2 separate regions of the Homo sapiens genome follow, and region 1 is linked to region 2. Evidence: chromatin loops called from intact Hi-C (ENCODE). Cell type or tissue: A673. All regions are shown on one strand. Links, peaks and the distances in the headings refer to the core of each region. The heading gives the core; the rest is flanking DNA. Region 1 has its middle 110 kb from the start of LINC03131. Region 2 overlaps PTPRD (protein tyrosine phosphatase receptor type D).

What was found. Peaks named below come from ENCODE experiments on the same cell type or tissue, not always from the same donor. Only the 100,000 strongest peaks of a DNase experiment are listed, where the experiment ranks them.
Region 1: a loop joins it to region 2, with 3.0 times the contacts of the local background. A loop is called at or near these places in 1 of 110 quality-filtered maps.

The regions. Positions count from the first base shown.
Region 1 is chr9:10,837,394-10,854,201 of GRCh38, reverse strand. No RefSeq gene overlaps it. Among named protein-coding and RNA genes, the nearest start is that of LINC03131, 110 kb to the left of the region's middle. In A673, for the core only: no CTCF peak of the experiment used is centred there; a DNase peak (open chromatin) is centred at 10,811.
Region 2 is chr9:10,360,344-10,377,151 of GRCh38, reverse strand. The region is part of intron 2 of PTPRD (protein tyrosine phosphatase receptor type D); the gene reads left to right. Among named protein-coding and RNA genes, the nearest start is that of PTPRD, 240 kb to the left of the region's middle. In A673, for the core only: a CTCF peak has its summit at 10,783 (motif pointing left); a DNase peak (open chromatin) is centred at 10,751.

The sequences.
Region 1 (16,808 bases), core at 7,832-12,831, 480 kb before region 2:
TCTACACATATCTACACATAAAATATATCTACAAATATCTACACATATAGGTATAAATATATTTATATATTTGGGTCCAATTTGAGGTTCCACATATTTGGGGAAGTTCAGTAACAAAATTGATAATGTAACAAGCCTTTAAATATCATATATTTTCCTTATCTACCTAATCAAAATTTGCTTATCTGATGGGTCTACCTCATACTACATGTCTCCATAAATCTTTGACTATCAGTGTTGTCTTGACAATTGCCTAAAGTATTTAGAAACGTGCTGTGCATATCATTCAAAACCTGTAAATACTTATGGTATGGCAATTAAAGAAACAGTAATGTTTAAAATACAAAAAGTTAAAATGAATGCTTGGGATTAGAAAGATATCAAGTAGTTCTGTAATTTTTATTTATATCTAAAAACATGAGATAGGAAATATTAACTCAACAAAAACCAGCACAGTAAATAAGTATTCACTATCTTTCGACGTTTTCCCAAAGCAAAACAGTAGAAGAAAATGAAACTATATTTGTTTGATCTGAATCTGCTGTGGGCTTCTAGCATTTTAGGGAAGTTGCTGCCCCCTAAAATCAAAAGCGTACAAAAAAAGAGTAAAAAACAAAAATCTGAAAAAGAAAATTTAAAACCACAGGGTGGGCATTGTTTTCTTTTCTTTTCTTTTTCTTTTTCCTTTTTTTTTTTTTTTTTTTTTTGAGACATGCTCTTTTTTCTCTCATCCAGCCTGGAGTGCAGTGGCAAGATCACAACCCACTGCAGCCTTGACCTCCAAAGGAGAGCAGGTGATCCTCTCACCTCAGCTTCTTGGTAGCTGGGCCTTCAGGCATGCACCACGATGAATGGCTAATTAACTCCTAAACGTCTTAGAAATACTACCATAATATATTTCCAAAACACATATATCCATGGAAATTTTAAAATTGTTTAGTACACAAAATTAAAGTATGTAGGTAAATTGAATTGTTTTTTTTTTTTTTTTCTGAAAGATACATTACCAGGAATCTTCCTAATCAACCAGATTTTCCCTGAGAACCTGAAATAACTCAGTGGAGAAGATGTCTGATCCATGCCTTAATGATGATGATATTTTGTTTCTTTGCAAATAAAAATACTATCATTTATATAGTAGTTACTATGAGACAGCTACTAACAGTTAAACAATTTGTCCAAGATCACCAATACAGGAATTGGTCAAACTAGATGAATCAAACTGTCTGGCTCCTGTGTCCATGCTCTTATCTGTTTTGAATTACTACTGCTTAATGAAAAGCTGTGGCAACAAAACGTATGAAAAAATATTTATCAGAAATATTTTATGACTTCAGTTATCAATAGGGTTTCTTCTCTATGGCAGCATAATTTTTTTCCAGATGGAAAGATAAACATGAGGATAAGCAAGGAAATCAAGACAAGTAGCTAGGAGCCTCTTGGAGGCTACAGGCAGAGAAGTAAGCTGCCAGTGTGGTCTTCTGGAGTCGAAATTTAAAATGAACTAACAGGAAGGACTGGGGAAATATGAGGTAACAGATGGATAGTTTTAAAATCTTCAACATGTTTTGGGAGGAGGTAACTCTATAAGAAGAAAAAGACAAAAGAAGGCAGAATAATTTTTTTATTTTATTTTATTTTATTATTATTATACTTTATGTTTTAGGGTACATGTGCACAATGTGTAGGTTAGTTACATATGTATACATGTGCCATGCTGGTGTGCTGCACCCATTAACTCGTCATTTAGCATTAGGTATATCTCCTAATGCTATCCCTCCCCACTCCTCCCACCCCACAACAGTCCCCAGAGTGTGATGTTCCCCTTCCTGTGTCCATGTGTTCTCATTGTTCAATTCCCACCTATGAGTGAGAATAGGTGGTGTTTGGTTTTTTATTCTTGCAATAGTTTACTGAGAATGATGATTTCCAATTTCATCCATGTCCCTACAAAGGACATGAACTCATCGTTTTTTATGGCTGCATAGTATTCCATGGTGTATATGTGCCACATTTTCTTAATCCAGTCTATCATTGTTGGACATTTGGGTTGGTTCCAAGTCTTTGCTATTGTGAATAGTGCCGCAATAAACATACGTGTTCACGTGTCTTTATAGCAGCATGATTTATAGTCCTTTGGGTATATACCCAGTAATGGGATGGCTGGGTCAAATGGTATTTCTAGTTCTAGGTCCCTGAGGAATCGCCACACTGACTTCCACAATGGTTGAACTAGTTTACAGTCCCACCAACAGTGTAAAAGTGTTCCTATTTCTCCACATCCTCTCCAGCACCTGTTGTTTCCTGACTTTTTAATGATTGCCATTCTAACTGGTGTGAGATGGTATCTCATTGTGGTTTTGATTTGCATTTCTCTGATGGCCAGTGATGGTGAGCATTTTTTCATGTGTTTTTTGGCTGCATAAATGTCTTCTTAGTGCAATCAAACTAGAACTCAGGATTAAGAAACTCACTCAAAACCACTCAACTACATGGAAACTGAACAACCTTCTCCTGAATGACTACTGGGTACATAACGAAATGAAGGCAGAAATAAAGATGTTCTTTGAAACCAACGAGAACAAAGACACAACATACCAGAATCTCTGGGACACATTCAAAGCAGTGTGTAGAGGGAAATTTATAGCACTAAATGCCCACAAGAGAAAGCAGGAAAGATCCAAAATTGACACCCTAACATCACAATTAAAAGAACTAGAAAAACAAGAGCAAACACATTCAAAAGCTAGCAGAAGGCAAGAAATAACTAAAATCAGAGCAGAACTGAAGGAAATAGAGACACAAAATACCCTTCAAAAAATTAATGAATCCAGGAGCTGGTTTTTTGAAAGGATCAACAAAATTGATAGACCACTAGCAAGACTAATAAAGAAGAAAAGAGAGAAGAATCAAATAGACGCAATAAAAAATGATAAAGGGGATATCACCACCGATCGCACAGAAATACAAACTACCATCAGAGAATACTACAAACACCTCTATGCACATAAACTAGAAAATCTAGAAGAAATGGATAAATTCCTCGACATATACACCCTCCCAAGACTAAACCAGGAAGAAGTTGAATCTCTGAATAGACCAATAACAAGCTCTGAAATTGTGGCAATAATAGCTTACCAACCAAAAAGAGACCAGGACCAGATGGATTCACAGCCGAATTCTCCCAGAGGTACAAGGAGGAACTGGTACCATTCCTTCTGAAACTATTCCAATCAATAGAAAAAGAGGGAATCCTCCCTAACTCATTTTATGAGGCCAGCATCATCCTGATACCAAAGCCGGGCAGAGACACAACCAAAAAAGAGAATTTTAGACCAATATCCTTGATGAACATTGATGCAAAAATCCTCAATAAAATACTGGCAAACCGAATCCAGCAGCACATCAAAAAGCTTATCCACCATGATCAAGTGGGCTTCATCCCTGGGATGCAAGGCTGGTTCAATATACACAAATCAATAAATGTAATCCAGTATATAAACAGAACCAAAGACAAAAAACACATAATTATCTCAATGGATGCAGAAAAGGCCTTTGACAAAATTCAACAACCCTTCATGCTAAAACCTCTCAATAAATTAGGTATTGATGGGACGTATCTCAAAATAATAAGAGCTATCTATCACAAACCCACAGCCAATATCATACTGAATGGGCAAAAACTGGAAGCATTCCCTCTGAAAACTGGCACAAGACAGGGATACCCTCTCTCACCACTCCTATTCAACATAGTGTTGGAAGTTCTGACCAGGGAAATCAGGCAGGAGAAGGGAATAAAGGGTATTCAATTAGGAAAAGAGGAAGTCAAATTGTCCCTGTTTGCAGATGACATGATTTTATATCTAGAAAACCCCATTGTCTCAGCCCAAAATCTTCTTAAGCGGATAAGCAACTTCAGCAAAGTCTCAGGATACAAAATTAATGTGCAAAAATCACAAGCATTCTTATAAACAAATAACAGACAAACAGAGAGCCAAATCATGAGTGAACTCCCATTCACAATTGCTTCAAAGAGAATAAAATATCTAGGAATCCAACTTACAAAGGACGTGAAGGACCTCTTCAACGAGAACTACAAACCACTGCTCAATGAAATAAAAGAGGATATAAAAAAATGGAAGAACATTCCATGCTCATGGGTAGGAAGAATCAATATCGTGAAAATGGCCATACTGCCCAAGGTAATTTACAGATTCAATGCCATCCCCATCAAGCTACCAATGACTTTCTTCACGGAATTGGAGAAAACTACTTTAAAGTTCATATGGAACCAAAAAAGAGCCTGCATCGCCAAGTCAATCCTAAGCCAAAAGAACAACGCTGGAGGCATCATGCTACCTGACTTCAAACTATACTACAAGGCTACAGTAACCAAAACAGCATGGTACTGGTACCAAAACAGAGATATAGATCAATGGAACAGAACAGAGCCCTCAGAAATAAGGCCACATATCTACAACTATCTGATCTTTGACAAACCTGACAAAAACAAGCAATGGGGAAAGGATTCCCTATTTAATAAATGGTGCTGGGAAAACTGGCTAGCCATAGGTAGAAAGCTGAAACTGGATCCCTTCCTTACAACTTATACAAAAATTAATTCAAGATAGATTAAAGACTTAAATGTTAGACCTAAAACCATAAAAAGCCTAGAAGAAAACCTAGGCAATACCATTCAGGACATAGGCATGGGCAAGGACTTCATGTCTAAAACACCAAAAGCAATGGCAACAAAAGCCAAAATTGTCAAATGGGATCTAATTAAACTAAAGAGCTTCTGCACAGCAAAAGAAACTACCATCAGAGTGAACAGGCAGCCTACAAAATGGGAGAAAATTTTTGCAACCTACTCATCTGACAAAGGGCTAATATCCAGAATCTACAATGAACTCAAACAAATTTACAAGAAAAAAACAAACAACCCCATCAAAAAGTGGGCAAAGGACATGAACAGACACTTCTCAAAAGAAGGCAGAATAATTTGAATTAACAATAAGAAATGCATCAAGAATACTTTTCAAAAATTATGAATCTAGCATGGCTTTTCACAAGTAAGCTGCTATGTAGTTTTATGAGGCTCTGGTTTATCCTGTGCTCCCTATAGCCTTTTTGCCAGGGAGTGTCATGTTCTCACATGGAATTCAGCCAGGTTTTTGGGATTGTTTCTGATAAGAATATGCTGAAAGGAGCAAGAAGTTTCACTTTGCAGGAATCTCCTTAGACTGAAATGTTCAGTAGCTCAACACCATTGCCCAACAAAGTAGCTAACTGAGGCTATGGTTATGATTTCAGGTATCATATCCGAGGTCTGCTCATTAGAAATAAAAGAGGAATGGACACCATTCAAGTAAGTGAGTTATTTGATGGATCACTTATGGGAATAATCTTTGTAAATCTAAGCTTTAGAAAAGTCTTTATGGTGAAAATACAAGTATCCAAAAATGATTTTCTGTCTTTTATTTTCTCTGGAAATCAAAGCATGTAGGGAGTATTCTTTACACAAATATTCATTTTTTTTCTGTTTTTGCTATATCATATTTATTGTAAATTAAAGCAATGATTGCCTAACATTATCATCCCAAAGTGGTAATGCTTAACCTTATTATAATGTTCTTTTTATAGCCCTGAAGGCATATTCAAGTATTCAGTGTAAAAGATGAACAGAGGATCAAGATAGCAAAGGACTAGAAAAAACATAAATGTATTGTTGTTTCAGCTTAAATAGAAAAAAATCATGTTGCAAAGAATAGTCATTCATTCCTTGACAAAAAGAATCTAAATGAATATGTTTCCTTCTTTTCTAAAATGAATCACTAGTTTATGAATTACCTAATCCCTTAATCCAGATTGAAATCCTTTAATCCTGCTAAGAATATCCCAAAATGGGAGTTAAGAAAGGCATTTCAAATGAATTCATAATTGTACCAATAAAAGTATACACTTTGTTTGGGGCAATCCTGTCCTCAGTTGCTTTATAGACCTTTATCTGTTCCAGATAAACAGATAAACAAACAAGAAATAAGCAGCCTCAGAATTAACAGATAGCAATTGAAACAGCTAAGAAGGCATATTTCTTTTGTTTGCTACAATATCAAATGTATACTCAAAGTACTATATATGTATTATTTTTATTCATTGGTGTATTTAGGGCTTCAACAGTGTATGTTTTGGGAAAAATTATTACAACTACTGAAAATAACACTAATAATGATGATTAAGAATAAGAAATAGGACTGACAATTTGGAATGATTCCCAGAAGCTATTGACTAGAAAATATCTTGCTGGACAATAGAATTAACTCTATACATAATAACTGGTTGGAAAAGTGCTTCATAAGTTCTGTGAATTTCATCACTTATAATTTTTTATTGTTTTTGGTTTTATCTTTGACCAATAGGGATCAAGAAATACACAGTTTTCTGCTTGGTTGGGAAACTAAAATTATATGTTTTTATATGAGAGTAGAGGAAAATGCATTATTAAATGTTGGTTACATAGAGGAGCTTCATAAATATCTGTCGAGTGATTATTTCGTCCTGAGCACAATAAATCACAGGGCTGGTTAAGTCCGTCCTATGATTCTTTGTAACATTGCTTTTTACTGTTGTTTTTGTATTTTTGCAGTCATCCTAGAAAGAGTATTCACTTTCATGATAACTAAATATATTATGGTATTCGGGATCAGATAATAAAACAAAATAAAAATTATTAAATGAAAATATAGTGTGAAATTTAGTGAATAGTAATGCATTAATATTTGTTAATTTGACAAATGTAACATGCTAATATGTGATATTAATATAGAGAATACTGGATGTGATATATAAAGACATTTTCTGTACTATCTTTACAATGTTTTTCTAAATGTGATCTATCCTAATATTAAAAGTATATTTTTAAAATAAAAGGTAAATTTTTTTAGCTATACCAAAACTGGAAAAAAATTATCAAAAGATGATAAAGGAAATAAGATGTTTAAAAATTAAGAAATATTAAAATGTTTTATGCAGAAGAAAACTGGATGCTGGAGGCATCATGCTACCTGACTTCAAACTATACTACAAGGCTACAGTAATCAAAACAGCATGGTACTGGTATCAAAACAGAGATATAGACCAATGGAACAGAACAGAGCCCTCAGAAATAATACCATACCTCTACAACCATCTGATCTTTGAAAAACCTGACAAAAACAAGAAATGAGGAAAGGATTCCCTATTTAATAAATGGTGCTGGGAAAACTGGCTAGCCATAGGTAGAAAGCTGAAACTGGATCCCTTCCTTACACCTTATACAAAAATTAATTCAAGACGGATTAAAGACTTAAATGTTAGACCTAAAACCATAAAAACCCTAGAAGGAAACCTAGGCAATACCATTCAGGACATAGGCATGCGCAAGGACTGATGTCTAAAACACCAACAGCAATGGCAACAAAAGCCAAAATTGACAAATGGGATCTAATTAAACTAAAGAGCTTCTGCACAGCAAAAGAAACTACCAACAGAGTGAACAGACAACCTACAGAATGGGAGAAATTTCTCCAATCTACTCATCTGACAAAGGGCTAATATCCAGAATCTACAATGAACTCAAACAAATTTACAAGAAAAAAACAAACAACCCCATCAACAAGTGGTCGAAGGATATGAACAGACACTTCTCAAAAGAAGACCGTTATGCAGCCAAAAAACACATGAAAAAATGCTCACCATCACTGGCCATCAGAGAAATGCAAATCAAAACCACAATGAGATACCATCTCACACCAGTTAGAATGGCAATCATTAAAAAGTCAGAAAACAACAGGTGCTGGAGAGGATGTGGAGAAATAGGAACACTTTTACACTGTTGGTGGGACTGTAAACTAGTTCAACCATTGTGGAAGTCAGTGTGGCTATTCCTCAGGGATCTAGAACTAGAAATACCATTTGACCCAGCCATCCCATTACTGGGTATATACCCAAAGGACTATAAATCATGCTGCTATAAAGACACATGCACACATATGTTTATTGCGGAATTATTCACAATAGCAAAGACTTGGAACCAACCCAAATGTCCAACAATGATAGACTGGATTAAGAAAATGTGGCACATATACACCATGGAACACTATGCAGCCATAAAAAATGATGAGTTCATGTCCTTTGTAGGGACATGGATGAAATTGGAAATCATCATTCTCAGCAAACTATCGCAAGGACAAAAAACCAAACACCGCATATTCTCACTCATAGGTGGGAATTGAACAATGAGAACACATGGACACAGGAAGGGGAACATCACACTCTGGGGACTGTTGTGGGGTGAGGGGAGGGAGAGCATTGGGAGATATACCTAATGCTAGATGACAAGTTAGTGGGTGCAGCGCACCAGCATGGCACGTGTACATATGTAACTAACCTGCACATTGTGCACATGTACCCTAAAACTTAATGTATAATAATAATAATAATAATAATAATAATAATAATAAAATAAAATAAAATAAAAGGTAAATTTTTTTAGCTATACCAAAACTGGAAAAAAATTATCAAAAGATGATAAAGGAAATAAGATGTTTAAAAATTAAGAACTATTAAAATGTTTTATGCAGAAGAAAACTGTTGCCATGTGGAAACCAGAACTCAAGCAATAGAATAAAGAGCAAAAGAATGGCAAATATGTGGCAAATATAAAATGTATTCTTTTAATCTCTTTAAAATATAATGTGTTGAGCAAAAATAATAAAAATGTTTGTGAGGTTAAATCTTATAACCAAAATGTATGGTAGCAGCAGCAAAAAACTGAGAGGCAAAATAGAAGGATGCTCATGGATGGTTCTTATACTATATATGAAGTGGTGTAATATCATTTAAAGATTGACTGTGATCAGTTGAGGATGTATAATATAAAACTTAACTAACCATTAAATGAACTGGAAGAAAAGAATAGAGCAAATAAGCAAGTTTATAAAATGGAATGATAGAAAATACTCATTTATTCTATAGAAAACAGAAAATAGGGAAAAACAGGGACAGAGGGGCATTTGGATAATAGAAAACAGTAATGTGGTAGATTTAAATCCAACCATGTCAATAACCACATTAAATTCAAATGGTACATAATCCAGTTGAAAGGAAGAGATTATCAGATTAGAAAAATCTATACCTGATCATGTGCTGAATATAAGAAGCCCAACTAAATTTAAAGATATAAAGTGAAAAGGTGGAAAAATATCTACCATGCCAAAAGTAATCAAAACTAAAGGAGTTATATTAATATCAAATGAACTATATTGCAGAGAAAAATATTCTAACATGGATAAAGACTGTCACTTCATAAGTTTACCAAAAGGACAGAAAAACCCTGACTATTTATAAACTCAGTAACAAGACTCACAGATTTACAAAGCAAAAACTCAGAGGACTGTAAAAATAAATAGATAAATTCACAATTATAATTGGATACATCAACACTCTTCTCTCAATAAGTGATAGAAAATTTTGACACAAAATCAGTAATAACATAGAAGGCTTAAACAGTCTATCAACTAATTTAACCTGCTTGGTATTGGTAAAATATGCCACTCAACAATGTAGAATGACCATTCATTCTCCTCAAGGCCACATGAAACTGTTACCAGGATAGACCATATTCTGAGCAACAAAATTATGCTCAGTAGATTTAAAAGGATTCAAACTATTTAAAGTATGCTTTCTGCAAGATAATTAAATTTAAAATGAATAACAAGATATTTTTAAAATTTCCAAATATAAGAAATGAAGCATCTCTAACCAACCCATGATCAAAGACAAAAAGCAAATTAGAAAGTGTTTTAAGCAGAATGAACATAAATGCAGTTATCAAATTTATGGAATATAGCTACAATGGGGCTTAGAGGGATACTTATAGCACTAAATGTCTGTATTAGAAAAGTAGAAAGGTCTCAAACTAATGACCTAATATTCCATTTAATAAAGCAAATAAAAAGAGGAACTGTAACCCAAAATATGTAGAATAAGATAAAGATAAAAGCACAAGTAATAATATAGAAAACAATGTGTAAAATCAAATAGGCTGAGCATGATGGCTCATGCATTTAACACTAGCATTTGGGAGGCTGAGGTGAGAGGACTGCGGGAGGCTAGGAGTTTGAGATGAGCCTGGGCAACATTGTGAGACTCTGTCATCACTGTATATATATGCCAGTCATCATGGTGTGTGCCTATATTCCCACCTACTCAGGATGCTGAGGCAGGAGGATCGCGTGCCCAGGAGATGGAGGAGGCAGTGAGCTATGATTGTGCAACTGCACTCAAGCCTTTGTGACAGATCAAGATCCTGTCTCTGAAAAAAATAAATAAATCATAAAATAAATCAAATAAAAAACAGTTATTTGTAAAAACTGATACGTTGAATCTACTTCTAGCCAAATTAACCATGCAAAAAAGGGAGATGACAAAACTACCACTATCAAAATTGAGAGAGAGAATATCCCTATAAATCAGATAAAATAATAAGTGAGAAATCTGAATAACCTGTGGCAGTTTAAAAATATTTCTATAATTCTTTATAAGTCCCCCTTTGAAAAGTAGAGCTTTATTGTGCTCTTCTCAGTGAGGGCTTGATTTGGTGATTTGTTTCTAATGAATAATGTAAGGTAGAAATGATTATGTACCAGCTTAGAAGCTACATAATGAAAGACATAGTGGCTTCCTTCTCTCTCTTGAATCACTTGCTCTGGGAGTTTTCATATTGTGAGGATACTTAAGCACATAAGCAGCTTATGTACAGAACCATGTGGTAAGGAAATAAGGCTTCCTGCCAAGAGTCATCAAGGAACCCAGGTCTTCTTCCAACAGCCGTGTGAGTGATTTGTCTTTGAACTGGATACTCTGACATTCAATTCTTTTGAGGACTGCAACCACGTGAGAGACCTTGAGCCAAAAACATCCAGCTAATCTGCTCCCGAATTCCCAACCAGGAGAGTTTGAGACAATAAATGCTGGTCATTTTAAGCATTACATATTGTGGCAATGTGTTACATAAAATAGTTAAGTATAAAAACTTTATGTCGACCAATTTGACAATTTAGATTAAATGGACAAATCCTATGAAAGATGCAAAATAATGGCATTCAGTGAGGAGTAACCTGAATAAGTAGCCTGAAGAGCTTTAAATAGATTTCAAAAATTAAATTTGTAATTTAAAATTTTTCCAAAAATAAAATGCCAGGCACAGAAGTTTTCTCTGGTCATTTCTACCAAAAATTAAGGAAGAAAGAATAGCAATTCTAAGAAAACGCTTATAGAAAATTGAAGAAAAGGAAACTTCCTCATTTATTCAATGAAGCCATCATTTTCTTACACCAAAACCAGAAGAAAACATTGGAAGGAAAAATTATCTGTTTAATTTTCACCAGCCCTTATAGAGATGCAAATTTTCTTTCTCAATTTTAGTGTATTTAGTGCGTATCAAATATGCTAAACAATATATAAAAAGAATATATATCTGTGTGTTCAAACTTGTGATAATACTTTATGGAAAAGTGAGTTTACTCTGTGAATGCAAGATTAGTTCTACATTTGAAAATAAATTAATTCACCTTTTCAAAAGAATAAACAAGAAAACCTATATGAGCACCCCAATGAATACGGAAAAAATATTCACCAAATTCAGTATTGATTTATGATTAAACACTGTAAACTAGGAATAGAAAATAACTTTTCTCTATGACAGGGCATATACCATAAACCTACAACTAATGTCATACTGAATGGTGAAAGACTGAATGCTCTTCTTGTAAGAAAGATTAAGAAAATAGTGGCCGGGCATAGATAATCCCAACACTTTGGGAGGCCGAGGTGGGCAGATCATGAGGTCAGGAGTTCGAGACCAGCCTGGCTAACGTGATGAAACTCCGTCCCTACTAAAAATACAAAAATTAGCTGGGTGCACGCCTGTAATCCCAGCTACTCAGGAGGCTGAGGCAGCAGAATTGCTTGAACCGGGCGACGGAGTTTGCAGTGAGCTGAGATCTCGGCACTCCACTCCAGCCTGGGCGACAGAGCGAGAATCCATCTCGGGGGGAGGAAAGAAAAAAGAAAATGGATGCCCATTCTCGCTACTCTTATTCAGTGTTCTCCTGAAGGTCCAATCCAGGGCAATAAAGCAAGAAATAGAAAACAATTGCATACAGATTGAGAAAGAAGAAATAAAACTGTCTCTGTTTGCCTTAACATGATGGTCTGTGAAAGGCAATTCAAAGAATCTACAACAAATACTATGATAAGTAATACCTGAGCTTAGAAAGATTAAAGGATATAAACTCAAAATACAAGAATCAATTGTATGCTTGTATACTAGCAATAAAAAATCAGAAAGTAATTTTTAAATTAACATTTACATAGGGTCAAAATTATGAGATACAAAGTATGTGCAAGGTCTGAAGACACAAAGCTACCAAATTATGTTAAATAAAATTAAGAACAAAATAAGAGATCTATCATGTTTACGGATAAGAAGAGTCATTGTTGTTAAGACATCACTTTTTCCCAAAGTGATAAACTCAACAAAATGTCATTAAGTCCCAACAGGACTTTTTGTAGTTAATATTGTAGTCAATATTGAAATTTATATGGAAAGATAAATAATTAGAAGCCAAAATGATTTTTCTACAGAAAAATTAAGTTGGAGGACTCTCACTACTGGATTTTAAGATTTACTAAAAAGCTGGAGCAATCAAAAGTGTGGTATTGATAAAAGGTAGAAAGTAGGAAAATGGAACAGAATGAACAGTCCAGAAATGGAGCCACTTACAGTCAATTGATTTTTAACAAATGTGGAAAAGCAATTAATGAAGAGAAGATACTCTTTTAAATAAATAGTGCTGATACCATTGAATATATGCATACACAGCACACAAAACAAAACAAACAAAAACCTTGATATAGTCCTCACACTCACAAGCATACATGTATAACTCAAAATAAATTGTAGACATGTACATGCAAAATATGGAACTATAAAACTGTTAAAAGTGAACAGGTAAAAATCTTTGTGACTTGGGATAAGATATCAGTTTCTTAAATGCAACAGTAAGTGGACACACAATAAAAAACAATAATAAATTGTAATTTATCAAAATTAAGAACTTCTGCTTATTAAAGGTCACTTTTAAGTGACTGAAAAGAAAACAGTGAGGGAAAATAAAAGCCACAGTTGGGGAGAATATTTGCAAATCACCTCTCTAACAAAGGACTTGTATAAAGAACTCTCAAAATTCAATACTCCGTATATAACAAGGCTTCCCTTTGGTAAAACTTTGTCACATTTTCATTACTTTTCTATTCTCACCCATAACCTTCTTGAGGTCCTAGGCTTTTTTTCAAGAGTCTCCTCAAAGCATTTTCAGCTTTAACTTATTGCCTAGTCTCAATGTCAATGTCACTGGTGTTAGGTGTTTTTATGTCTACTCTCCACTTTTAGGTGCCAAAATCTGTATTATTTGTCTATTTTTGCATAAAAATCTAACTCAAAACTTAGTGGCTTAAAGCAACAGTAATCGTCCTTCACTTACATGACTTACATGACTTAGTGATGCTGAAAGTCCACTCAGCTTGGTTGTGATCCTCTCCATGTGGACCTCTATACCTGCTGCTGGGGCTTCCTCACACCATGGAGACTTCTGCTAAAAGTGACAGTCCTAGCAGAGCAAAGAAAAAGTGCATGACCTTTTGATCACCTAGTTTATAGGACAGTATTCATAATGGGAAATGTTATTACATTTTTGGAAAATACACTCTGCCACATCCAGTATACCTGATAGTAACTACAGTATTTATGTAAATTGGCAACAATTCTGAGCCTTGGTTTTCTTATCTTTAAAAGTAGATAATAACAATATAATCTCAATTATAGATTTGTTGCAAACTAAGAGTGAGGTAATGTATGTGAAGTATGTAACTCAGTTGCTAATACATGCTGTTAAATATCTAATACTTGGTGGTTGTTATCACCATCACCTTTGATGTTATTACCACTACATTTGTTCCTTCTTGGTACTCCTCACTAGTTGGTCTTCTTATACTTAAATTTGAAATGCAAATTTCCAGAAATGCTCTGCTGTCTATTATATCTTTTAAATTGTATAACTTTGGGAAATCTTATTCAATTTTCTATTTTCAGTTATCACTTAAATGCAATAAACTTCCAAATATATATCTTAGGTCAAAGTCGCCCTCTTAAAATTTAGAACTATACTTTTACAGGCATGTGTTGCTTAAGGATGAGAATACATTCTGAGAAATGCATTGTTAGGTGATTTGATTCTTGTGTAAACATCATGGAGTACACTTACATAAACTTAGATCATATAGCCTATTTATTATACACCTAGGCTATATGATATAGCTATTGCTCCTAGGCTATAAACCTGTACAGTATGTTATTGTACTGGATACTATAGGCAATAATAACTCAATAGTAAGTATTTGTGTATCTAAACATATAAATAGTACAGTAAAAATATGGTATTAAAGATTAAAAATGGTACATTTGCATAGGGTACTTACCGTGAATGAAGCTTGAAGAACTAACTGAAAGTTGCTCTGAGTGAGTCAGGAAATGAGTGGTGGTAAATCTGAAGGCCCAGGACACAGTATACTTCTGTAGGCTTTATAAACTCTGTATACTTATGGTGCGATAACTTTATTTTAAAATACCTTTTTCTTGACCAGGCATGGTAGCTCACTCCTGTAATCCCAGCACTTTGGGAGGCTGAGGCGGGCGGATCATGAGGCCAGGAGATCGAGACCATCGTGGTTAACACCGTGAAACCCCGTCTCTACTAAAAATACAAAAAGCGGGGTGTGGTGGTGGGCGCCTGTAGTCCTAGCTACTCGGGAGGCTGAGGCAGGAGAATGGCATGAACCTGGGAGGCGGAGCTTGCAGTGAGCCTAGATCACACCACTGCACTCCAGCCCGGGTGACAGAGAAAAACTCCATCTCAAAAAAAAAAACAAAAACCACTTTTTTCTTCAATAATAAATTTGCCTTAGCTTATTGTAACTTTTTTGCTTTATAAACTTCATTTTTTAAACTTTTTGAGTCTTTTGAAATCATACTTAGCTTAAAATACAAACACATTGTATAGTTGTAGAAAATTTTTTTATATCCTTATTCTATAAGCTTTTTCTATTTTTAAATTTTTGATTTTTTTTTTTTATGTTTTAAACATTTTTGTTAAAAACTATGACACAAACACACACGTTAGCCTAAGCCTACAAAGGGTCAGGATCATCAGTATCACTGTCTTCCACGTCCACATCTTGTCCCACTAGAAGCTCTTCAGGTGCAAAACCATGCATGGAGCTCTCACCTTCTATTATAATAATGCCTTCTGCTGGAATGTCTCCTGAAGGACCTGCCTGACGTTGTTTTACAGTCAACTTTTTAAAAAAATAAACAGATGGAATACAGTCCAAAATCACAATAAAAAGTATAGTATGGTAAAGACGTAAGCCAGAAACATAGTCATTTACCAACGTTATCAAGTATTGTCTACTGTGTATAACTATATGCACTATATTTTTATATGACTGGAAGCACAGTACATGTTTTTACACTAGCATCACCACAAACACATGAGTATATGACTGCAATGACTATGACATTATTAGGCAATAGGAATTTTTCAGCGCCGTTATAAATCTTATGGGACCACCATCTTTTATATGTGGTCCATCATTGACCAGAACATCATTATGTGGCACATGACTGTAACCCGCATTTTAAGACATTGCCAAGTGTCTTTCCCAAAACACATCTCAAATTTTACACATTAATGAACTCATAATTGCCCCTTGCTCCCAAGCATCTTCTTAGGCCTTATTTCCTTTATTAATCAAAGGGCACTAGCACCCACTGTCAGTTTGCCTCAGTCAGAAACTTGTTTGTACATAAAAACATTATCACCAAGATCAATCGACTTTTCTTTCTAATGTCCACCCCACTGACATCCTATTCTCTATTATTATTTCCACTGTTTTAACTTTTGACACTCACCATTTTTTCTTAGAGTAAAGCAGTAGATGCTTAACTAGTCTCTGTCTCCAGTTGGACTCTGCTCTGGTCTTCCTACACATACTGAGCTAGAGATCTCTTCAAACACAATCTTCATCACAAAATTTCCTTTTTAAAAAAAGGATTTCAATTGCTTCAAATGATTTCAGAATAATATTCAATTAGTTTAGCTTTATCTACACTGTGTCTCTCTTATACCTCATCTTATTCTACTCTATCCCTCAATCTATGCTCAAGCCATAGCCACAATGACTTGAATATTCTGCACTTGCATTATGCTATTTAACACCAGCATGCTTGTTAATATTATGTGGAATATACTCTTTCCAAACCCAAAGTACAATATGTGTTCAAATAGCTTCAATTCATTCTTAATTACCATATTTTTATCTGCTCATAGACATTTCCCTTGATCCTTAACCTTTAAGCCCTGTCTAATGTAACCCCAATACAAATGCTTTTACCTTGTGATTCAGTAATTCTCCGATAGAAATTTATCATAACATGGGTTATAATAAAACATCACTTTTAATTTGCTTTATTAATTCTAGAATCTATTTGTTGCCAGTTGAGGATCAAAACTATGTTTAAGTTGTCCTTGTAATTTTTTTTTTTTGAGACGGAGTCTCACTCTGTCACCCAGGCTGGAGTGACAGTGGTGTGATTTCTGCTCACTGCAAGCTCCACCTCCCAGGTTCATGCCATTCTCCTGCCTCAG
Region 2 (16,808 bases), core at 7,793-12,792:
ACATTTCTCACTTATTTGTGGGATCTAAAAACGAAAATAATTGAACTTACAGCCATGGATAGTAGAAGGATGGTTACCAGCGGCTGGAAAGGGTAATAGAGGGTGGGTGGAAGGGGGGGATGGTTAATGGGTACAAATAAAATAAAAATAATGAATAAGACCTAGTATTTGATAGCACTACAGGGTGACTATAGTCAATAACAATTTAATTGTACATTTAAAAGTCACTAAAAGACTATAATTGGATTGTTTATAACACAAAGGATAAATGCTTGAAGGGTTACGTACTCTATTTTACATGATGCGACTATTACACATTGCATATCTGTATCAAAACATCTCATGTACCTCATAAGTATACACTTCCTATGTACCCACAAAAAATACAATTAAAAAATAAAAACATAACCTAAAGAGTCATGTGCTTTGAGGATTTATATAACCAAATAAATTTTAGAATTATCTTCTCTGACTGCAAAATTACATGGCTCTGTATTTAAATAGCATTGAAGAATAAATAGGTTCGTTTAGATCATGATACCCTGTCTATGAGATAGGGGGATGATTTTCTGCCTGTCTTAATTCCAGTAATAATTGCTTTCCTCCAATCAACTGGTTATTTTTATAAAGCAAGTAACGAATTATGTTTCCTTTTTATACATTTTTACTACTTACAAATTTAGAATGAATTTTGAGGCCCCTCTAGAAGGCAAGCAGAATATCAAGGCATGCATTTAATATATTAATATTATTTCTTAAATAACCATATTTGTTCTATAATTTTTCCTTTGCTCTAGTTTTCTTATGCTGTACATAACTGTTTCTTTATTGAACAGGATAGTCCACAGTAGCTGCACTGTTCAGATCCAAAGTTTCCAAGGTAATGCAGCAGGAAACAGAAAAAAAAACAGGTAGCATATCAGCAATTAATAATACCTGATAAGAAATGACTTCATTCATTTTGGCTCATCACACATCAGTAGTAACTAGTCTTATAACCTTTACCTAATTACAAAGTATTCTGAAAAATGCAGGGAAGCACATTAAATATGAGATGAACAACACTTTATCAGCCATAGTCCCTTACACAGAATAGGCAAGTCAGTAAAATATCTTTGATAAAAATATCGTGTGAATAAGAGTGTATGACATTATAACAAAAGGCAAAGATACTATGTTAATGAAGAAATCCTAGAGACTTAAAAGAAAGCTAGTTAATATGCAACAGATTTGAAACAAATGAAAGGATAAATGCAAATTCAAAATAGGGCACGATAAGCTAATCTCAATATTTAGAAAAATTTGACAAATAATTGCTCCACATTGTGAACACTATCTCTTATTCTGAAGAGAATACCCAAGATTTTCAGAGTCACTTGGTAAAAAATCTCAAAGGTTTTCCAGATATTCTATCACCACATATCATAACTTCAAGTACTCTTCTCCTCAAAGGGAAAGTAACAAAGCAGAATTATTCATTGGGGATTATGGTGATAAAATATTCACAATTCCTATTAAAGCAATAATGTGCCAGTTTTTAAATTACTGAACTATTCTTTTTGTTATTTCCAAGGGAATCTGATTAGCAAAGATAGAACATACTAACATGGTTTTGCTTTGGGATTCATCGCATGTCTGATTAAAGAATATTTAAAAATACATTTCAGATATCTTCTCCTCACTTGCTATAAAGAGGCTGAAATGACAATTAGGTAGTCTCATGGTTATTAAATTCAGAGGACATGAAGGTACCTTGTAACTTGGGAAATTGAACCAGAAATGCACATAATAACGTAGACAGTAAAAAGAAATAAAAGGATCAGACTTATAGTTTTAAAATAGATCCAGTTCTGCATGCATAGAATTATCCCCCAAAGCATTCTGTATATAATTTTAAGCATACAAATCACCTTGGTCAAGCAACATGATAATGCAAGTACAAGCCTCTACTTAGAAATTTAGTTACTTGCCCCAGTAAGAAGTGGTCTGAAAATATCTATGTTGCCATGTAGAAAAAGTAAATTGTCTATTTTTTTCAGATTCTTTGAACCTTGCTTATTGATCCAGCCAATTTACATAAAGAACCTATTTTAATATAAGCAACCCAGTTCTATAAACCTGTAGTTAACAATAATTCAAAGATGTTTTTATCTAGTTTTTCTATGTTTCCATAGTTCAATACAATTATATGAAATAAATATCCCATGCTGCTGTAACCCAATGTTTCACTGCAGTTCCAAATTATTGAGCATAGGGTGAATTTTCAAATTTGAAATTTTTAATGACTGTTTAGTGAGAGGTCACAAATTACATCAGTACTGTTTTCAAGTAGTCATATATACCGCCCCCCACCAAAATTAACTGATTACAGAAGAAGTATATTTTACTTATGAATTAGAAGAGGTTCATTTTTTTCTAATCAAGTGGGTCCTTTCCAATCATAGAGAACATGGAGCTAGCAAATGTGTGGAAAACTGCATCACGCTTCATATTACCACCTCCCACTTCTTTTAAAATGAAGGGAGAGGACACTAAACGTAGGCAGGATTAGGTTCTCCAATTCAATTCCAATTCATATATTAATCTGATGATCTGTGGGTTCCTGAGGCATCTGAGTGTGGCTCCTATGATCAGGAAAGAGACAGTTATTCCGTGGGCAAGTTCTGGCGGGTGGAAAAGAACAAGCACGGACCAGAGTGCTTGTCTTTTTGCATTAGCCTTTCCCTGAAAGAGTATCAAGGGAAGAGCCAACTGGACTAGTTATGTTGTTTATCAAGAGCAGCCAAATATTTATATGCACATTTAACCCCTAGATAATGCACTATCACTTAAATCAAATACAATTATAATTCTTACATTGCACCTGCCTGCAAATTCAAACTTCTGTATTTTGACACAATTGCCTCTACTTGTTTATGCATTAAGGCCTATAGCATCAACTAATTCAAGAGTCATTTTGATGACCAGAAAGGGAAATTTTTTAATAACTAATAACTATGTTGGTATTTGCAAAGAGGACCCTCAAAAGGGCTTTCCTAAGGATTCCTACTTATACATAACTTATACATAACTACTTTATCTATCTCACAGCTAAAGAGGCATGCATAGTATTTGTACTAAATTAAGGCCTGAAAATGTTGATATAAACAGATATTTCGGGGGATGATCTGACCAAACACCAACCAGGTAGATATGCCTGTGATTGATGTGAACTCAACAACCTAAAGGAACATGATGATAATGTAAATAAATGAAGTGGATAGGGAATAAAATATGGTAAAATGAAGAGTGTAGTTTTTGGCTTCAGGAGTCAGCAGCTGCTAAGCTCCAGCTAATTGTTGACATGTTGAAACATGGGTTTGGTATTGACAAATCTTCTGATTTTTACACAAACTGAGAAATATGGCAAGGCGTAAAGGTGGTATGTCTCAAGAAAGGTAAGAAGAACAGATATTGGAAAGAGAAAGAGTGAAAAAAGAGAAATTGAGGCAAAGATCATCAAGGTGCCTATAGCTGGGGAAAAGGCTCAGGTTCCTGCAATAAGAGACACAATTTTCTATTTTCCTTTGACTTCACACAGTTATTGAAGGGCATTAGCTTAACTAATGATCCAGTGTCCAGTTCTAGCTACTTATTTCAAACACTTGTATGCTGTTTCACAAGGTGATGATTCAATTAATGATGAGTAAATATATAAGTGAGGCCAACAAAGCTCATATACTGAAAGTTAAGTTGTATTCAAATACAAAATAATCTGAATGTTAGATTCCAAGAACTGTCCAAGTATAGAGAACAAGGAAAGTTACTTGAAAACATAAATAGGTTTTCAGTAGAGGCTAAATTCAGATCAATTCATGCAATGAAATTTTTTATTTGACTCTATAAAGTTGATTACTTTTATTGGTTTTACTCACAGTCTGAATAGATTAACCTCACTTTTAACCCATTAGATATATTATGCTTTATGTTGAATTTTTGTAAACTTCATCAATTTTTTTTTTTTTTTTAAGTATAAAGACAGGCCGGGCACAGTGACTCAAGCTGTAATCCTAGCACTTTGGGAGGCCAAGGCTGGCGGATCACTTGAGGTCAGGAGTTTGAGACCAGTCTGGTTGGCATGGTGAAACCCTGTCTCTACTAAAAATACAAAAATTAGCTGGGCATGGTGGTGGGTGACTATAACCCAAGCTACTCAGGAGGTTGAGGCAGGAGAATTGCTTGAACTCGGAAGCCAAGATCGCACCACTGCACTCCAACCTGGGTGATAGAGCAAGACTACATCTCAATAATAATAATTAATAATAATAATAATAATGTATAAAAACAAATATTTTGCATACTTTTGGTTCTACCTTTAGGCCTAAAAGCTAGTCACACTTTGTAATGAGATTTTGTGCATATAAACATTAACAAGAACGCTAGTTAATTGCAAACTCATGAAGCGACTGAACTTACAAGTTATCCATTTTGTAACATACTCACTATGTACTCACCATGAGCCAGGCACTGATGGAGGCTCTAGGACGTAATGGAATATGTAAAAGTTTAGAGTAAAAGGAAAGGCAGCAATGCAAAGGTAATAGAAAATGTCATGGGTATGAAAAGTGTTAATGGCAGACAAAGTAAAATTTAAGGTAAGAATTCAAGGCAAACAGGAACAAGGCGGCACTCTTTTACTAACAAGTGGTATGAGCTACAATCCAGATATGTGTCATTGACTATCCAAAGTCCTGAATTACATGACAAAAATATCTAAGCAAAAACTTCCAGGAACAAAAGGAATACTAATCAGAAACACAAAGGCATGTGGCACTTTTACAACCTACTCAAAACCTGTCAAATAATGCAAACAACAAAACAGAGGGCATTGATATGAATAATTTATCATATAATTTCATATTACTACTAAGTATACGTGGAAATCTAAAGGAGAGGAAGGGAGGTCATTGTAATAAAGCAGTTATTAATGAATTTCAAAATGAAAAGAAAACTGTATTGTACTAAAGTCTGTTTTAAAAATTATTCTCTTTCTCCTTCTTTCTTTCTATTTTCAGCACTTGCTCTGACTTTGTGTTGGCCCCATTTTCTCCTACCATTACTGGATTCCAAACTCCTTTGTCTGTGCCCTACTCCCCACTGTGCATGTGGTTGATAAATAGCTGTTAGCCATTAGCATCACATCTTTCAACTAAGAAGTAGTTGGGTCATTTCCATGACCCAAGAGTTAAAGTAGATCACATAACAGGAATGAGAATCAAAATGCAATCAGCTGTTTTACCAGCAACAGTGAGAGGTACAAGGCAGTAGGTATGTAATTCTGAGACATACACCATATGCTCCCAAAATATTCCAAGAAAATGGTTTCTATACTAAATTTATATGCTCAGCCAACTTTCTAATCATGTAAATGATCAATTTCCTTTATGCTATATTTCCAAATGTGCACATTTACTTCATGTGTATATTTGTCAGGAAGATGTTCTGAGATGATCTCCACCAAAATGGAGTAGTGTGACAAGAGGGAGAGTTGGGTTAAGGGAATTGAATATTCATTACAGGAGAAAAGAGAAGAAGTTTCCAAGATAATGATAACTGGAATTCTGAAGAGGACTCAACAGACAGATAAATAACTTGTTCAGTTTGGAGCAGGAGGACAAAGTGCTCTGGTAGCTAATACCAGATATCATTTTAAATGGTATCAAAAGGTTTGTGACAATATTAATTTGAAAAGTAAGATGTAAAAATAGAGCGAAACAGTGAGGAAAAAGTTGTACAAGAAAATAAACATAATACTAATATGCAGTTCAACTCAGTTATATAGCCAACGATAGTAGCATAAACCCTCGGTAGCAACTGGTTATGTCACTATACTATATTGGTTGCATGGAAGACAGCAAGTATGTGTGGATGAGAGACTGTAAGGTATTTAAATATATATCATTCATATTGTCTTCAGTGGACAATATCTAACATTCAAAATTTTACAATAAGAGCATAAGCCTATAATTTAGAAAAATGGAGATATATAATAATAGAAAAAAGCTGAAAGTGTTGAAAAATATGATCACTGAGAAGCACAAATTTGGTTGGATAGGGAAACTAATGCTTTTCATTATAACTTTAAATTTTAAATTTACCTATTTTATTCTGAGAAAAATATTAAAATCATTTTGAAAAGAGGCATATTTTCTGCCAATTCCATCAAACAGAAATACTTCAGGCAAAGATCACATGTTTAACTCCTCTGAACACTCACTCAGACCAGGGGTGAGGATTATTGATCACAGAGAAACTCATTATATGTCTGCATCTGTGATCTCAGGAGAGAAGAGATCTTTTATCAAAGACAGCATTAGGTAGGAAATGGGACCATCAAACTGACTTTTCAGACTACTTTAAAAAGGGATGCATGTAGGTAGAATTTTTTAATATTTAAGAAAAAATTCTAGCTTCTTAATTATGAAATATTAAGCATGGTATATTTTTGAAGATTTCTAAATATATTTAGATGAGTAAAATATTCTGTCTGCAGAAATTTCATAGAAAGACTTCAATTCAAAATGTATTTTCATTTAATTTTTGATTTGATTAATTCAATTTCAATGTATTTCAAAATTCTACATAAATGTTTCCCAAGGCCAAACATGTAGAAGTTTAGTATAGAACCGTTTGATTTTCAGGTTGACATGAAACAGTAAGTATTGTACTATGTCAGAGAATTCTTACACTAAAAATAGAATAGCCCCAAGAAAGGAAAATATTTCACAGCGTTAGTGTCTTCCGCTGAAAATTAAATTAATGCAGTCACTCTTCACCTGAAAATTTTAGTAAAGCACAGTTAAGTGGCTTGCTTGTGAACATGCGTTCTAATACTTCCTTTCACTGATTACATTCACTACATTTTTAATGAGAAGAAAAAGATAAGTGAGGCTTTTCAACATAAGAACTGTGAAAATAAATAATGTTCTCAAATATGTGACTTAACAACGTCCTACTGATAAGCAAACCATCAAATAAGTGATGGTTCAAGTCTCTTGTTTCAGTCTTTGTTCCATTGTGAGCTGTAAGACCTCATTCAATGTACTGGATCTTTCTCTGTCCCAGTTTCAACATCTGTAGAAAAGGGATAATAATAGTGCCTGCATCATAATATGGCTATGACAGTTTGATGAAATAATATATGTATAGTATTAGGACAATGCCTCGCATATAATTAAGCACAAGCTCACTACTTGTTCTCATTATTGTTCTTTTTTTGACACTATGTTTCTATTTAATATGACATGCTATTTATGCTTTCTTAAAACTTAACCGAGAGATAGGTATTTTTTATTCATTAAAAAATTCTAATGTGCTGTGTAGCTCACTTAATGCTATTCTTTTGGAAAGTATTGAAGATTAGCTTTCAAGACTTACTGTCTGATCCAGAAGCCGTCAGTCTGGTGAAATATTCAGTGTATAGAAAAAGAGAATGGGGCGACTAGGCAGCAGTCAGCAATTATTACTTAGAAGAACCAAATTAAATGGGCTGATAGTTAGAAGAGGAATTTTTTCCTTTTAGGGTATTTCTTTAAAAATCATCTGGTTTCATTTCCACTAGCCTCATTCTTATACATACTAGAAAACACTTGGCTTTCAAAGTTGTGTTTAGGTACTTGCTATTACAATTGTGGCTGTTCGTATGGATACACTCAGCTGTCTCACCTACTTTCTTTGTTCTCTCACTACTGTCTCCACTCTGTCCCCGCCATTACCACCACACCACCAGGACAAGAACACTAGATGCCTGGCTATGAGAATTGAAGCACACCTGCCATTTCATGTTTGATCTTTTGGGAAAATAGATGCAATGTGCTAATTGAATAGAAAATAAAGGATAATGGCATCTTGAACTGTTAAAACTGCTAAGAATTTTAGAAAGTATTTGCCAAGGTCTAAACTCCTTATTTTATCATTAAATAAATGGACCCTAAGAGGAAAAATAATTTGCATAAGTTTTATTAGCTAGTAAATGGAGAAACAAGAACTAGTCTATACATCTTTTGACTTCAAATTTAGCACAATTTTTTTAACCATGGTGCATGCCTAAGTTGAGACACTTGGCACTGTGTTTTTGTTTTGCTTAATTTTATCAAACATAATTAAAAAAAACACATATTCCCCAGAACAGATATGACTGAAGCCATTAAAATGGGTAAAATAGCTCTGTCCTGTGTGTTTTGCTGCTTAATCATATCCTCTGGCTACTTCATCTTTTTAAGCTCAAGAAAATCACTAATTTAGTTAGGTAAAAATGTTGATGAAAGGTCCTTCTATGAATCAGTAAATTTTTGTATCATGATTTGCCATATGTCTTTCCATTAGCATTCCAAAATAGGTCTAATTATGCCCAGGCTGAGTTTTGTAATATTAACATCATCATATGTTTAAGAAAAGATTATGCTAGACTTGATCATAAGTCTTTTTAGTTCCTTCCCATAAGTGAGATTAATATCTAGTAATCACAGCCTACCTTTAAAAGGACAGAAATTTCCTAAAATTACTCAATTACAATGTTCTGTATTCTTTCTAATATTTCTGTATCCTGCATTAAAACTCTATTACTTTAATGACATTGCTTTCAAATAAACACCTCTAATTTATCGATTTAAACAAAACCCATTGCATTGAATGTATTCCTGAGAAGGGTGAGAGGTATTATTTACTATCCATCATGTACTATTTCATTTCAGTAGGTGAACTTAGAACAAAAATAGAAGGACAAGTAAGGTGTCATCACTGTCTCTAGCAAAGAAAATCCATTTCTAAGTCTTTCATTAGATATCTTTAGAAGACATTGTAGGTCTTCTATCTATGAGTTAGATAACTTCTTTTTGTATTACATTTACTCTCTTTTTTTCTAAGTAAATTGTAAAATTAGTGAATATCAGTAACATACACTACTGAAAACAACATATAAAGAGGAAAACTCATCATTTTTGTCTTACATATTTTAAAGACAACTTACCAATATGTGTCAAAGGCAGCACATATAGCCCCTAAGGCTGTCTCTGCTTACACTCAAATTATGCTTGTCTATGGTTGAAAACACCTGCTATAGCCCTAGCTTATTTCTAATACTATTAGATATAAGTTAGATAATACAACAAACATAAAAATGATAGTAATTAATAATAACAGTAATGGCTGTTACTCATTGATCACCAACAATGTGCTGATATATTTTGTCTCTAATAAGTGAAATATACATGTAAAGCAGATTTTCTTAACCCTTTTTTATAGCTATGGGAGCTAAAACACAAGGAGGTAAAGTACTTTCCTACAAGTTCCAATCAAGCATTGTCTGAATTTAGAGTAGATACTGTCTGTATCCCATTTTGCCTTTCTTGACATAAAATAACACTTTGAACACTCTAAGAGCTTAGAGGAGAGAAGAATCAAAGGAGTAGTAAAGAAAGGCATCTGTGGCAAGTGAGAACAGCTTCTTACATACTCTCTTCTCCCCGCCTTCTCATTTTTCACTTTTATTCATATTGACTTATCTCCTTTAATTCTTTTTACTTTTACAATCATTGCACTTTTATTTTGCTTTTGGCTTGTTATTTATTTCCCCATTGGGCTTCCAGGACGTGAAACTTTCAACATTATTTTACTCAAGTATTTGTGTTCCTTGTATCCCCACAAAGCTGCAAACCAACCCAGTGGCAGTGGTTGGCTCAAACGGTAACACAGTAGGTAAAGAGGTAGGCAAGGAAGTGGGCAGAACTCTTCCTTTTATGATTATTATATCTTCCATTTAAAGAAAGGTCAAGATGACTTGAGCTCTTAAGAGGGTTTCTTAAGGTAAACACCAAGGATTTCTTCGTTACCCTTTAGGTAAGAAAGACAGTGGAAGGCTTTGGCACAATTGAATTTTCTCCTTAATTTCTCTCTTAACTTGCAAGTTAAATACATTTTTGTCATTACTCTAAGTGATTCCATTTTTCAATAAGGAATAGCTACTCTACATTGTAAACCTGTATCTATCAAGAGGACAGGATATATAAGGCACAGGTCCTTTTTTTTTTTTTTTATGTTTGTCTGTTTCTTTTTTCTTTTGTGAAAATAAACTATGTATACAGAAAAGTACACAAGTTATAAGTCTAGGTGAATTACAGCAAAGCAAACCCACCCATGTATTCACCACCCAGGTCATGAAATAAAGCCAAGAAACTTCCTTCTTCCTAATCATTATCCTGGTGTTCTTTTCAAAAATTAATAGTCTATACTCATAGTCTTCTCTTCAAAGAGTGATTTCAAGTAAAATGTTTTCACAAAGTCAGTTTTGCCAAGGAGAATTATGAGTTTTTTTAGTGCACGTATGTATGTGGCATCAAAACATGGAGCAAGTACGTGGCAATAAATATGAACAAGATAGGTTGTGTCTTGATAATTGCTTAAGCTGAGTTGTGAGCAAATGGAGGTTCATTACATCACTCATCTACTTTCAGATGTATTTCACAATTAGAATTCCCATGATTATAATTATAAAAATAGCAAAAATAACAAATATGACAATTTTATGTTGTGAGTCTACATACATCAGTAAAAGTTCTATTTAGTCTTAAGTATAACAATTCACTGCTTTACATCTCTATATTTTGCTTATCTCAAGATCCACTTTGTCTGGTATAGTGTGCTCATTCCACAGTTTTTGGCTGTCCTGGGAACAACAATCTAGTGCAACTCCAGCAATGTGAGTTATAGTGCAAATGTCAAACCAGAGCAGCATCACCATCTAGAGGTCAAAATGATAACTGCAAACTTTCTCACCTTTATGAGCCTTCCGTATTCTGTATACATAGCAGTTTATGTGAATGTACAGAAAATAATGTTTGCTATTGTTTTCTCTCCAGTTGGGTTTCCAGAAAGAGATCATGGCATAAAGCAGGAACCACCTGTATTTACAGATGGCATAGGGAAGCATACATCGCAGAGCCATATATCAGCAGCACTACAGCATGTTTCAACCAAAGATGAGCCTCCCACATGTCAGACAAACCACCTACATTGGGACCACAGCAGTGACAGTGTTTTTTAGCACATTCCTGATAATGAAATCTATGTTGAACTCAACATGAATGGCTTTTCCTTTCTCTTGGCAGTCAACAGCCTACACCATTCTGCATTTGACTGTTTAGTTTATTCTCCCCTCTGGAAAGGCATGACTATGGAAACAGAGTAGAGGATATTTTGGGGATTTATGAAACTATTAATATAATTTACTCTCATTGCTGTGCTTTCTACAAATATTTTCCATCCAAATCGGAGAAATTATTGACATAGCAATGTGGGAGATAAAATGCCCTATTATTTATTATAATTAATATTATTTGTAGTATTAACTATTGAACTATTATTTCAATATCAAAAGTTATGAAGTAGAAAATAGAAAACCATTGGTTAAACCTAATGGTTTGTTTTTATTTATTTATTCAGTAAATGTTGACTGAGCTCCTCTTATGTTCTAAAAACTATGAGAGAATCCCTTGCCTGCTAGAAGTCGATAATCTGGAGTGTCTCAGAAAATACATTTAAAGTACGATAGAAAGTCAGTGATAAAGTACATTCTACTTGAGGAAATAGGAAAATACTTCAAGTATAAAGAATCATCTTGAAGAATAAATAAAAACTGTCAAGCTGAAAATATGGACAGGAATATTCTAGACAGAACAGAAAAAGTGTGTGCTAAGAAGATTTTAAAGGGCATGGTTTGTTGAAGTGAGAAGCTGATGTAGCTACTTGGGAAGAGAAATAGTTGGGACTGTGGCTGGAAACATAGTCAGGGGTTACGTTAGCAATGTCCTTGTATGCCTTACTAAGTAGTTTGGGCTTAAATCTATAAGCAGAGTGGACAACTTAACATTTTTTAACCTGCAAGTGGAAAGACTGTATGTGGTTTTAAAAAGCCTGTCTGAGGAGAGTATCAAAGAATAATTGGAGAACTGGGAGCCATGAGAAAGTCAGGAGGTACCACAATAGTCCAAAGAAGAGATGATGAGTCCTTCAGCTAATGTAGTCTCGCCTGAGGTAAAATTAATATTGGTTGGTACACTTTGATGTAATAAAGAAAAAAAGAGAGAATTGTTAAGATGTCTCTGAGATTCCTAATTAATGAGCAGGTGGTAATATCATTCAGCACAGCGCTTATTGGCTTATTTCGACAAAGAACATCTTTGTAGGAGATTGATATGTTTACTTTCTCTTACCATTGTACAGCGTTAAGTGGGGATGTCTAATGCACAATTGGAAATGTAATTCTGAAATTTTAGTGAGCTACGAAAATATAGATATCGTATGGTAATAGAGATAATAGATTAGCTTATTATAGCAGAATATGCTCAGTGAAAATTAATGTGAACCCAGGGGATATGATGGAGAAGAAAGACCATGCCCCACTTCCCTGGCAATTTTGTAGGCCTGATTGTTCTATATCTTAATTATTTGTTGATATTCAATCTGTGACATGTAAGTTGCTGGAGGAAGTCTGATTCTTGAGGTTAAAGATATAGTTGGATAGAATATTTCAACTCTTTGAAAATTTCAAATATATTTTTCTAAGAAATGCATAAAGAGAAGCAGCCTGGAGTACAGCAGTTAGGAGTACAGATTTTTAAAATTTGTATAAATATATGGGTTACAAGTGTAATTTTGTTACGTGCATAGATTGTATAGTGGTGAAGTCAGGGCTGTTAGAGTACAGATGCTGAAGCCAGAGTCCTTGATTAGCCCATCAAATAGATGCTATAGCTTGGGTGACATATTTAACTTTGCAGTGCTTTGGCTTTGTCACCTAAAACGTGGAGGTAATAGACTGGGAGTGGTGGCTCATGCCTGTAATCCCAGCACTTTGGGAGGCCAAGACAGGCGGATCACGAGGTCAGGAGATCGAGACCATCCTGGCTAACGCGGTGAAACCCTATCTCTACTAAAAATACAAAAAAAATTATCCGGGCATGGTGGCGGGCGCCTGTAGTCCCAGCTACTCCGGAGGCTGAGGTAGGAGAATGGCATGAACCCGGGAGGGGGAGCTTGTAGTGAGCCGAGATCACGTCACTGCACTCCAGCCTGGGCAACAGAGCAAGACTCCATCTCAAAAAAAAAAAAAAAAAAAAAAAAAACCCGAAAATGTGGAGGCAATAATAATAGTACATATTGATTGGGAAGTTATGCCTGGGAAGCAAAAAAAATTCCTATAATACTTAGAATAGTGTCCAGAAGCAATTAAATATCGTAACAGTATTTGCTAAATAAATACTGATTACTTTCTTTAAAATTTTCCATAGCATCTATCTACATGTGTGAAATGAATGGAATCAAGCCTGACCTTTTCATTGCAAAAAAACCCATAAGGGGTCACATTTTATTGGTTTATTTGGACAATGGTTATCTATTGAAATCCTGGAATCATGAATGAATCCAAAAAAATGTTGACGTGGATGATTTTGCATTTTTCCATTCTAATTTTAACTGTAAGATATCTTGCCTTTTCAAATGGTTAAATATGTGTTGATTTGTGTTTAATCCATAGAAAAGGTCATAGAGAAAACATTTACAGTTGGAAATATCCAGACAAATCATTGCACCATGTCCCCAAGTGGAGCTTGAAGAATTTAACATCACATGTGACAATTCCAGTAGCAGTGAGAAATGTCACTTTTCAGTTTGTCCTAAAATAATGGCGACAGTGAAAATAAGAAGGGAAGTGTGTAAAGAAATCTTGATGCACAGAGGGCTTATTTACTATTTCTTATTATAACTTGTAAGTGATTTTGATTTACTTAAAGCTGAAAGTCATATCTATTATTTACTTTTAAGACTTTGATACTCAAAGAGTTGTCCTTGGACCAATAGCCTTGACCTCACCTGGGAACTTCTTAAAAATGTGGAACTTCAGGCCTCATTCAAGAACCTCCAAATCATAATCTGCATTTTAACAAGATTCACAATTTGTTGTATAAATATTAAAATTTGAGAAAAAATAAATCAGAAAATCTAGAGATTAGCAACAGATAGATAATAGAGTTGCTGGAGAATCAAAACTAAACAAAGAACCTCACTTTCCAGCTGTACTTCACTGAATTTCTGATATAAACTTACATTATAAATAGCAGACTTCTATTCCAAAAATATTTATTAAAAGCCTGTTCTATACTAGTCATTGTTCTGGGTTCTAAAGATACAGTGGTGAAGAGACTAGGCAAAGTTATTTATTTATTTTTTTATTTATTTTGAGATGAAGTCTCACTCTGTCGCCCAAGCTGGAGTGCAGTGGCACGATGTCGGCTCACTGCCACCTCCACCTCCCGGGTTCAAGCGATTCTTCTGCCTCAGCCTCCTAAGTAGCTGGGATTACAGGCACGTGACACCATGCCTGGCTAATTTTTATATTTTTAATAGAGACGGGGTTTCATCATGTTGGCCAGGCTGGTCTCGATCTCCTGACCTCGTGATCTGCCAGCCTCGGCCTCCCAAAGTGCTGGGATTCCAGGCGTGAGCCACCACGCCGGGCTGACAAAGTTATTTTACTCCAGCTGTTATCACTCGATTGTGCTCTGAGAGAGGTAGAGAAAATTCGTGTGTAAGAGTAAGAATTTCAAGAAGTAGACTTCTCTAGACATTGAATTTTTAGAAAACCTTCTACATATTCTTTTGTTGTATAGCTTTGCCCAGATTCAGTCATTGCTCAGTTCCTTTTGATATACTGGAGCCAGACTGCCTGGGTTTAAAAGCTCTTTTCCTCAATTCTCTCATCTGAAAAAAAAAAAAAAAAAAATTTCTCTGTCAGAGGATTGTTGTGAAGATCAATGGGGCCGAAATACACAAAGTTCACAGGGCAATGCCTGACATATAATAAGCTCCATGTAAGTGTGAGAAATTGTTACTGTTATGGTAGTGAAATAAACATTTCACTAGTACGTTTCTCTTTTCTGAGTATGATTGTTGAGCGATTAGCTCAAGCTTTGGCTTATGTACAAATTTTCTTATGAAATCAGCCACCAGTGGATCCTGAAGCATCTCATTAGTTAAGCTGTGGCAGTTGCTGACTAGATGTTGATGGAGAAGACCCCATTCTCCAGATTCTGTCCTGGACTGAAAACATGAACATGAAAATGCTGACATCTTAACCATGATACATTTCCTTCATTTTTGCATAATCAGAGATAACTTTTTCTTTTGTTCTCTGCATAGAAGAAATATGTGTGCCCATCTAATTTGCTCTGAGCCTTGCTCATGTCTCCATGCTCTTTCTCCTTAATCTCTGCTTCCTCAGTATAGTTTATTGGTATATGAGCAGGTATTTAATTCTTGCTTACCTTGGTTCCTTATCATGAGTTTTAGTAAAAGTGGTGACTCTTATTCTTTTAAATAGTATAATACTATTCAATACCTAACAGGAATGGTAAAAGTTAATGAACGATCATATAATAGTAAGTGTTCCTAATAGAGATTTTGACATAGAATTTTGTTTCTTTTCCAAGTAGAAATGGGTATCAATTAATTCAGATTCTTTACTGATTCTCTGTGCATTTTGAATGCTTATTTCGGGTGTATAGTAGACACAACTGTATACATGCTACTTGTGGTCAGGGATTGGCCTTTCAGCCCCTTTTTTTCCTGCCCCACACCCAACTGTCCACTCTGCTACTCAAAGCACAGCATTTTGTAACTTACCCCTGTACCCTTGTCTACATCGGTGGTTCACAAACTGTGGTCTGAGAACAAAACCCTTTCTGAAAATCTGTGACATCAAACTATTTCGATAACACCAGGGGGTTATTTGCATTTTTCACTCTTTTCTCTTATGAGTATACAGTGAAGATTTCAAGAAGCTCCATGACATGAGATACCACAACAGATTGAAAGCAGATGGAAGAATCTACCTGTCTTCTGTTAAGCCATACAATATAGAAATTTTAATGTCAAACAATGCCAATCTTCTCAATACTTTTTGACTTTCAAAATAAGGGGTCTTAATGACAATTTTTTGTTTATTTGTTTGTTTTGTTTTTGAGACAGAGTCTCGCTGTCGCCCAGGCTGGAGTGCAGTGGCTCCATCTCGGCTCACTACAAGCTCCGCCTCCCGTGTTCACGCCATTCTCCTGCCTCAGCCTCCCGAGTAGCTGGGACTACAGGCGCCCGGCACCACGCCCGGCTAATTTTTTGTATTTTTAGTAGAGACGGGGTTTCATCGTGTTAGCCAGGATGGCCTCGATCTCCTGACCTCGCGATCTGCCCGTCTTGGCCTCCCAAAGTGCTGGGATTACAGGCGTGAGCCACCGCGCCTGGCCTTAATGACAAATTTTACAGGACCCTTTAATGAGATTGCTTTTATCAGTTAACAAAATGTAAATGTTTTCAAAGATCTTCATTTTAATATTTAATACAGTAAATATCATTAGATTAAAAACCGTGCTAAATAAAGCTTTTGGGGGGTCATCAATAATTTTTATGAATCTAAAGGGATTCAAAAAAATATTAGAAAACTTCTGGTCTGTAATATTTTCTTGGCTGCTTGGGACAAGAGAAAAGCTGGTGCATGCCATGTCGTGACTTCTTTCTCACACTCTCTGACAACTCTATGTCCTTTCCAATACTTTGCCTTTGCAAAGTGGAAGAGAAGGAGAATGATAGAGGGAACAAAAGAAAATGTGACATGTTATGTGGATTAAAGTCTTTTTTCTAGACAATGACATGCCCTGCAGAATGGCTAGCAATGGCATGACATTGTCTGATATAGTAAAATAAATGGAGCAGCATATAAAACT